3 separate regions of the Mus musculus genome follow, and regions 1 and 2 are each linked to region 3. Evidence: chromatin loops called from intact Hi-C (ENCODE). Cell type or tissue: left cerebral cortex. All regions are shown on one strand. Region 1 overlaps Wfikkn2 (WAP, follistatin/kazal, immunoglobulin, kunitz and netrin domain containing 2). Region 2 overlaps Ankrd40 (ankyrin repeat domain 40). Region 3 has its middle 12 kb from the start of Abcc3.

Region 1 (2,500 bases), 170 kb before region 3:
TGGACTTAACCGTGGGGTTTAGACTCTTCTTTGTACACGTGAACTAAAGCGGCAGGTGACAGGTGAGGCTGGGGAGGAGGCATTTGCCCTTGGGCTCTGAGAGTATTTGTTGGATATTGTGGCCTAGAAGCAGGTTCAGTCGGTGTCCCCAGGCTGCTATGGACAGAGTGAGGCAACAGTCCTCACCCTCATTGGACACCTGACTAGGTTGGGAAGTGATCATCGTTCATGTCATCCCGAGGGCTAAGTTCCTTGCTCAGTGTCCTTTAGTGATGGTGTGGCCTTCCCACTCCCTGCCCCCTCTTCTCTTAGAAATAGAAGCCCCTCACCCACCCACCCCCAAGCCTTTAGGTGAAAGAGGCTGCTCTAGGCCAGGCTGGGCCTGGCTTGAATTCCTCCTTTGGGTATAGCCCCGAGAACCCCATGGAAATGCAAGGGAGGGGTGCCTCTGTTGAGGATGAAACAGGCTGTGGGTTCCACACTCTTGATTGGGTCTGGGGAACAACAGTAAGTCTCCCTGGGTTCAAATGCACGACTGCCAGCTTTGTCAGAACTCGGGCACCCTGAGGACGCTGGAGAGCAGGCCGCTTCCTGACGTCCCTAGAAGTCACAGCAGAGCATCTGCCTGCCCTGCTTTTGTCCCTCCCACCTTCACACTTAGACTCCACAGTATTAGAGGCAGGAGGATCTTGTCTGTGGCCCTGATCCCTGCTGTCCCCCACAGAGCAGTTAGGCCACAGGCCGGGGCCATAGCGCTCCTTGTCTACGAGTGTGGAAAAGTCACCCTGCCTTCTTGGTTAGGTTTTCTCCCGGTTACCTCATTAAACTCTTCAGAGTGTGGTTAAGGAGCCTTATATTTCATAGGGGCCCTGAGAAGCTACTGTGTCCCTTCACGGCCCAAATATGGTGCCATTGACCGAACTTCCCTCCTAAGAGGCCACCAGAGTCAATGACATGATCACCGCCCCTTCCTCACCTTCCTAAAAGAGCCACACACGTAGAGCAGTTGACACTATGAAATTTTATTTATTATCGTCCTCCGTATATTTGAGGAAGCCATTAGGGCATCCCACAGTGCTTCCTTTGGAGGGATGTCGAAAGAATGAAGGTCTGAGGAGGGAACAGGGCAGATGCAGAGATGACAGAGGGGTTCCAAATCCTCTACACAGTGCCTTTGTATCTGGGACCAGAAGAAACAAGTGATCTCAGAGCTGCCATCGCCAAGAGGCCCCTCCCAGGCCCCACCCAGATAGATCTTTCCTCCTGATCCCTGAAGGTGCCCATATGCACCACTAGATGGCAGCATCAAGCAATGTTCATTCTCCCTGGGCCCACATCCTCTCTGGTGCCTAGGCTGCCCCCTGATCCTCCTGCCTTTGTCTTCTTTATTTCTCTTGCTACCAAAACAGATCTTTGGGCTTTTCCTAGGAAGTCCACAGCACATGAAAGCACCTGGCTCATCAGATGAAAATGCCTAGCCGCTGTCAATCACCCACTGGCGCCTGGGGGAGCTGAGATACAGGACGGCCTTCAGACTCGGCCAGTAGAGCAGAATCAGTCTCTATGGTCCTAGCACCTGGCACCCAGGAAGTGTTCACTGAGCTGAAATGTACAGAAGCACACAAGCAAACCAAGGCAGCTAAGGAAAGAAAACATGGATTCGCTTGGTGTGGTGACACCAAAGGCAGCCGGCCCTTCAGTCTCCATTAGGAGAAGTTAGAGCCTAGGTTGAAGCTTTGGCTTCTTGATGTTCACGACCCTTGATGTGGATGGTCTCTGACTACAGCCGTGTAGTGGGGCGGCACACAGTAGGGCAGCTGTCTTAAATGACCCTCGAACTCTCTTATCTCTCTCTTCCCACATACCTCCTATACAAGCTAAACCATTCTACAATACAGATGGCATCTCCTCCTGACCCCAGGCTAGGCGACTGGGCAGAGGGGCATGGGTCAGCAAAGGGGGACGAGACTGCCCGAGGGAACCACCCATGGGAAACAACTTACCTATGCCCTTTCTTCCCCCTGCCAGCCCCCTTCTCAGCTATCAGAGATACAGACCTTCTAGCCAGACGTGGTGGTGCACGCTTTTAATCCCAGCACTTGGGAGGCAGAGGCAGGCAGATCTCTGAGTTCATGGCCAACCTGGTCTACAGAGTGAATTCCAGGCCAGCCAGGGCTACACAGAGAAACCTTGTCTGGGGTGGAGGCTGGGGGCTGGGGCAGAGATACAGACATTTTATGGAACCCAAAGAACCTGTCAGGTTCCCCGACTTCCTTTAGCTCACTGCTTTCTTCTAAGCCCAGGGGGTACAACCACTCTTCCCACTTTGTTCACAATAATCTAAGGCACAGAGAGGTTAAGCAACTTGTCCAAGGTCACAGCGCTGGTAGTATGGGAAGCGATGGGCCACAGACCTCTAAAGGGGGCTAGTGCTCACTACCATTTTCAAAGTGAGACCACGGACAGGCAGAGAGAACATAGAGATGGTGCTAAAACTTCG
Region 2 (2,500 bases), 65 kb before region 3:
GCGGCCCACCTGGCATCTTTGTGATGCTCCAGCCAGCTATGGGCTCTCCAGCATCAAGCTTCTGGCTTCTCTAAGTTCCTGAGGAAACCTGACACTCACCTGCCTGTCCCTTTAGGGCATTCTCATCCTGCAACAGAGACAGAACTTTCTCCTTCTTGTTCAGATTAAATGTGGGGGCTGATCACTGCTTAGCTGTCTCAGGGATTTAATTTTCCTTTTAGATTAAAGATGAACCAAGACCCTGGAATTAATACAACCAACCAAGCATAGACACAGACTGCTGCTATTGCTCTGTTGCCTTGGGCTGGCAAGTTGGCTCAGTGGGTAGAGGCACCTACTGCAAAGCCTGAAGACCTGAGTTCTGTCTGTCCCAGGGCCCCACATGGTGGAAGGAGAGAACCAGTTCCCACAGGTTGCCCTCTGATCTCCACATGTGCATTATAACACAAATGTGTGCACACAAAACGAACAAATGTAATAAAGAGCTAACTAAATGAAAAGAAAATTTTAATCCATTACCCGGTTTTGTTTCAGGACAAAGATGTTGCCCGACTCCAGGACTTCCAGGAGCTGGAACTGGTTCTGATGATAAGTGACAATAATTTTCTGTTTAGAAACGCTGCATCCACACTGACTGAGAGGCCTTGCTATAACCGGAGAGCTTCAAAACTGACGTACTGATGCAGCAGGGACTTCATCACTGAGTACTGTGACAGTATGTGTCATCTCTGGGCCAAAGGACAAGCCATTGATCCCAAAGCCTCGTATGCCCACCAGGGCCCCTGGTGCCACTGCGTAGTGTTCACTAACACCCCGCCTCACCAGGCAGGAGCCCCGACCCCCCAGCAGCGGTGCCACTCTTCCAAGCCTCTTGGTGCACAATAAACTATTGCTGAATCTTTGAACAGCTGGAAAGTAGTCTTGAGAGGCAGAAGCCGAAGGTTCGAGAGCCAGTGTTTAATGTGCAGGATCTAGAGAGTTGTCAAAGCAGAAGCTGAGAGCGCAGACCTATTTCTAGCCACTCCTGTTGACAGTGCGCCTGAAGGGCCGGGCGTGCCTCTCTTGGTGTTGCATGCTCGTGACACTCAAGAAATTTTGAACTGATGAGGGAGGAAGACTGGGGAAAGAAAGAAAGCACACACAGGTACTGGACAGAGGGATTCTGGTATGACCTGTGGCTGTGAGGTCTCATATAGCATATTTATAAATGTTACTCAGGTTTAAAGTATTTAAAATATAGTTACCTAATTGTAAATAGGCTGTTAACCAAAAGAGCTTCCCCTCCCCCAGTTTTCTTTTATGACCACTGATGACTGCGGCTGTCTCGACAGTCATCTTCACATCTGCTCCCCTCCACAGTCACTAGAGGGCTCTCTAATGCTTTCTAAAGGAGCCACCACCTGCTCCGTGGCCACTCCTGTCACCCTGTCTAATTGCACCATTCAAGAAGAGCACAGGCGCTGTTGGACAAGGCGCCCACCACTCTCACTCCCTCCAGGAACAAAGAGCAGCTTTTGAGCCCGGACTTGTTGCTGGTTTAAAGGTTATTGTGGGAAACTGAACTAAAGGAGTTAGCATCTTTATTTTTGTATCAAAGATAAAGGTTATTTTGAAAATTATTAGGGTTTTTACATAACTCTGGAATCTGTTGCTTTTATAAACAAATTGTTCAATTTTAGGAATTCCCCGTTACCTCCACAGTCAGTTGTGAGGGCCTGATTAGACTCTGGAGCATGGTGTACGACTCTTCTCCAAGAGCGCATGCAAGAGTCTCCCCCCCTCAGCCTCATTAAAGACGAAAAGCCACCTCGGTTTGCTTAACTTTAGATAGATAGGACCTGGCGCACACAAGAGCAGGAGAACAGGGCTGGAGCAGCTGTTGACGGGACCCCTGCTGTCTTAAGCTTTTCCCCATAGTGCCTATAGTTTCCAAAGAAACTTAACTTCCTGGGTATTAACTTAATTTTATTAGAACACTGCAGTTGACTGAAAACATGCAGATGCACTGGAAGAGAACCTTGTGCTGAGGTAATGGCCTCCCACTGCCGCCTGAGTGCTGAAATGAGCTTGAGGTGTTCTTCAAAGCCAGTGTCACTGTGTGGGTCACTGTGAGGTGACTGCATGGTGCCTGGCCCTGGCACAGCTGGTGACTTCCCTTGTAGAGTGTTTGCGTAGTGGAGTGGCTGTGGCTCACCACCCCCTTTCCCAAGTGCTTTAATGAAGACACCTCCCTTGTGTTTCAACCAATCAGAAACTACTTTAACTAAATGTACTAACCTTTTTCCCTCCTAATTTGCTTTGAAAAAGTTTAGTAATTCAATTAAGCGTGATTCTATCTTAGAAGAAATAAACTCAGTATTAATTCATGTCTAAATCACTGGGGTTGAGACTCCTTCAGCCTCCCTGGTTGATTAGAGATTCTGAGAAGCAGTAGAGCTGGCTGGGAGGTGGGCTACAGAGGAGCAAGCAAGCACTTCAGACTGACCAAAGGTTGTGGTGG
Region 3 (2,500 bases):
TGGTTAACTTATTACAGATTGGGTGAAAGTTTGCTTTGTATAGGGAAAGTTAAAGCAGCATTTCTCAGAATGTCATTTCCCTAGAAGGTAGGTAGTGAGGCCACCGTGTCACGAGGAACAGTCCCCAAAGTGAGCAAGGCCCACTCTGCCTTTGAGTATTCAGAACTAAGATATTTCTATCGAATGGGATGATGAGAGGAGCAACAAGGTTTGAGCTGAGGCATAGAGGGGAACAGAGTCTGGTGACCAATGCCTCGCCCTGCTTTTCCACCTGGCTGCGATTCCAAACTAGATGGACTACGCATGCGCTGTGTCTCCTCCGCCAGTGAGCATCTTGAAGGAGTCCCGCGTCAGGAATTTCCTGGCAAGAAAACGGGCAAGAGAAGAAAAAGGGAAAGGCAAATCCAGAGTGGGCATAGCAGCAGGAGCTAGAAAGAAGCGCAAAGGAGACAGGAAGACCTAGGCACAGGAAATGCTGCCTGTGGGCAGGGTGGGTTGGATCTAACAAAAGGGACAGTGTAGAACCAGCAATGTGACCCCCACCCCCCATCTCACTGAATGTTTACAGACCTTTAAAGTTTGTGAACACCCCTAAATTATGCACCGGCGCACACCCTGCTTCCCCCTTCTGGCTTCCGCCAGACTTCAGCCCATCTGGATCTGCCTGGACCCCTCCCAGTCTCAGCAAGTCTGCCCTCTGCCCCAGCCTGCTCCCTCATCTAATTGGCATGCAGGCCAGGGCTTGGCTACTGCACCCGATTTCAGAGTTTTCAAAGTAATAATTAATAGGATCTGTGGGTCTCAGCCAAGCTCATACACTGGGATAGGAGCTAAGGCACGCAGAGTGTGGGGTTTGTAGCAGACTTCCCTCCTGGACTTTACTGGGCAGCTCATTCCTTGATCCACTTTATCCTGCCCTACAGATGGGATCAGTAAACAACTAGATTTGCTTTGAGAGTTAAGTCCCCTATCCAACATGCCACCTCGGTCTGGGATTAGTTTAGTGGCCTTAAGGGGCCTGTTGGCACCAGGGACTCACCCTCCCTTTCCACCTGGCTGTGGCTCCCCAGCGCTCAGATGGTGTGTTCTAGTCTGTGGTTCCACACAGACAAGTTCTTCACACCGTGAGCTGCTTCCTCTTTTGGGCTATACAGGGCATCTGTGTGTGGACGGATCCACCACAGTTGGTATCTTCTTCCCAGATTTATCCCTCTTGCAGAGAAACCCTGGGTGGCACCAGCTGAAAGTGCTCTGTGCTGCCACCTGGTGTCTAACGCCCTCACTACATGGCTGTCACCAGGTGGGGCAGGTTGGCGCCTCAGCAGGGGAAACCATAGGGCACCAGACAACGTTGGGAGAACGGATGAAGGTGAGGCTGAAACATATTTGGAAAGTGGGTAGAGGCCCGGGTGGGAGCATGAAAGAAGGGTGGAGACCGTGGTGATTGAGACAAGCAGGTGCCAGGGGTTCAAAGGGCAGAGCGAGCCATTCTAGGGAAGGACATTGCCTGGAAACCTGGAGTGACTGCAGAACCTGCATTACCTTGGAGGTCAAAGGACACCACCACAATCCCTATGGCTGGGATCATGTTAGAGGCTAGTATCCCACCAGGTGGGAGGCCGTGGACCCTTCTAGCCCACTGACTATGCCACACAGAGAACACATGTGTATTTCTATAAACCCAATGTGACCGCTTCAGGAAAGGGTCCCCTAGCCTCCTTGCAAAATTCTTTTCATTTTGTAAGCATGGATCTTTCCATCGCTTCCTGTTTCCTCCGCAGTGAGAACAGACTGAGATGGTGTGGGCTGCAGAAGGCCAGCCCTAGAGTCAAATTCTGACTGTGTGACCTCAGCTCTTAACTTCTATGAACCCACCACTGCATGGAAAAAAAAAAAAAAAAGCTAGCCGGGTACTTCCCTGGCTTCAGCCCTTGGAGGAGCGAGAGACTGCGTGTGAGCCTCAGGTTTGTTTTTAGCACCAGCTCAGATCACTCCTTTTTTTCCCAGTTCCCCACCCCCAGACAGGCCTTTTCCTGGAGCCTTGGGGGTGGAAACTGAAGCAGCCAAGCCCGAGGTGGAGGCCTGGGGCTCTTGACACAGTTTCTTCTTTGAACCCCCAGGAAGAAGACTGAATGAAGGCAAGAAGGCAAGGCACCCAGGGAGAGAGAGAGGGAGAGAGAGAGAGAGAGAGAGAGAGAGAGAGAGAGAGAGAGAGATGCTCTAGCTTCCAAAAGCACCCCCCCCACTACCCTTGTCTCAGAAGCCCCTGCGTTGGAGGCCCTAACCAAAGACCTGCTGTCTCCCCAACCCCACTTCCCCAAGATCACCATGCACCGTTCAGACTCAGCGGCTGTTTCTTCTCTACTTTCAAACCTGTGCAATGAGACACACCAGTTTCTTTCCATCACCGATGTCATTGTTTTGTTGGTGGGTTTTTGTTTGGCTGGTTTTGACAGGGACTATCTCGTAGCCCAGGCTGGTTTCCAGCTCACTATGTGGT

What was found. Hi-C counts contacts between places; a loop is a spot of excess contacts. Peaks named below come from ENCODE experiments on the same cell type or tissue, not always from the same donor. Only the 100,000 strongest peaks of a DNase experiment are listed, where the experiment ranks them.
Region 1: it touches region 3 in a loop (3-fold over the local background); 12 of 42 quality-filtered maps call a loop at or near these places.
Region 2: a loop joins it to region 3, with 4 times the contacts of the local background. A loop is called at or near these places in 28 of 42 quality-filtered maps.

Annotation. Positions count from the first base shown.
Region 1 is chr11:94,234,950-94,237,449 of GRCm38, forward strand. Wfikkn2 (WAP, follistatin/kazal, immunoglobulin, kunitz and netrin domain containing 2) reads right to left here. Exons shown (of 2, transcript NM_181819.2): 2 at 1,003-2,500. Among named protein-coding and RNA genes, the nearest start is that of Wfikkn2, 6.4 kb to the right of the region's middle. In left cerebral cortex, a CTCF peak has its summit at 1,285 (motif pointing right); a DNase peak (open chromatin) is centred at 1,296; H3K27ac peaks cover 1,473 bases.
Region 2 is chr11:94,339,019-94,341,518 of GRCm38, forward strand. Ankrd40 (ankyrin repeat domain 40) reads left to right here. Exons shown (of 5, transcript NM_027799.2): 5 at 535-2,500. The coding sequence ends at 681. Among named protein-coding and RNA genes, the nearest start is that of Gm51871, 12 kb to the right of the region's middle. In left cerebral cortex, a CTCF peak has its summit at 1,362 (motif pointing right); a DNase peak (open chromatin) is centred at 1,370.
Region 3 is chr11:94,403,627-94,406,126 of GRCm38, forward strand. No RefSeq gene overlaps it. Among named protein-coding and RNA genes, the nearest start is that of Abcc3, 12 kb to the left of the region's middle. In left cerebral cortex, a CTCF peak has its summit at 1,271 (motif pointing left); DNase peaks (open chromatin) are centred at 343, 1,229, 2,004 and 2,443; H3K27ac peaks cover 1,575 bases.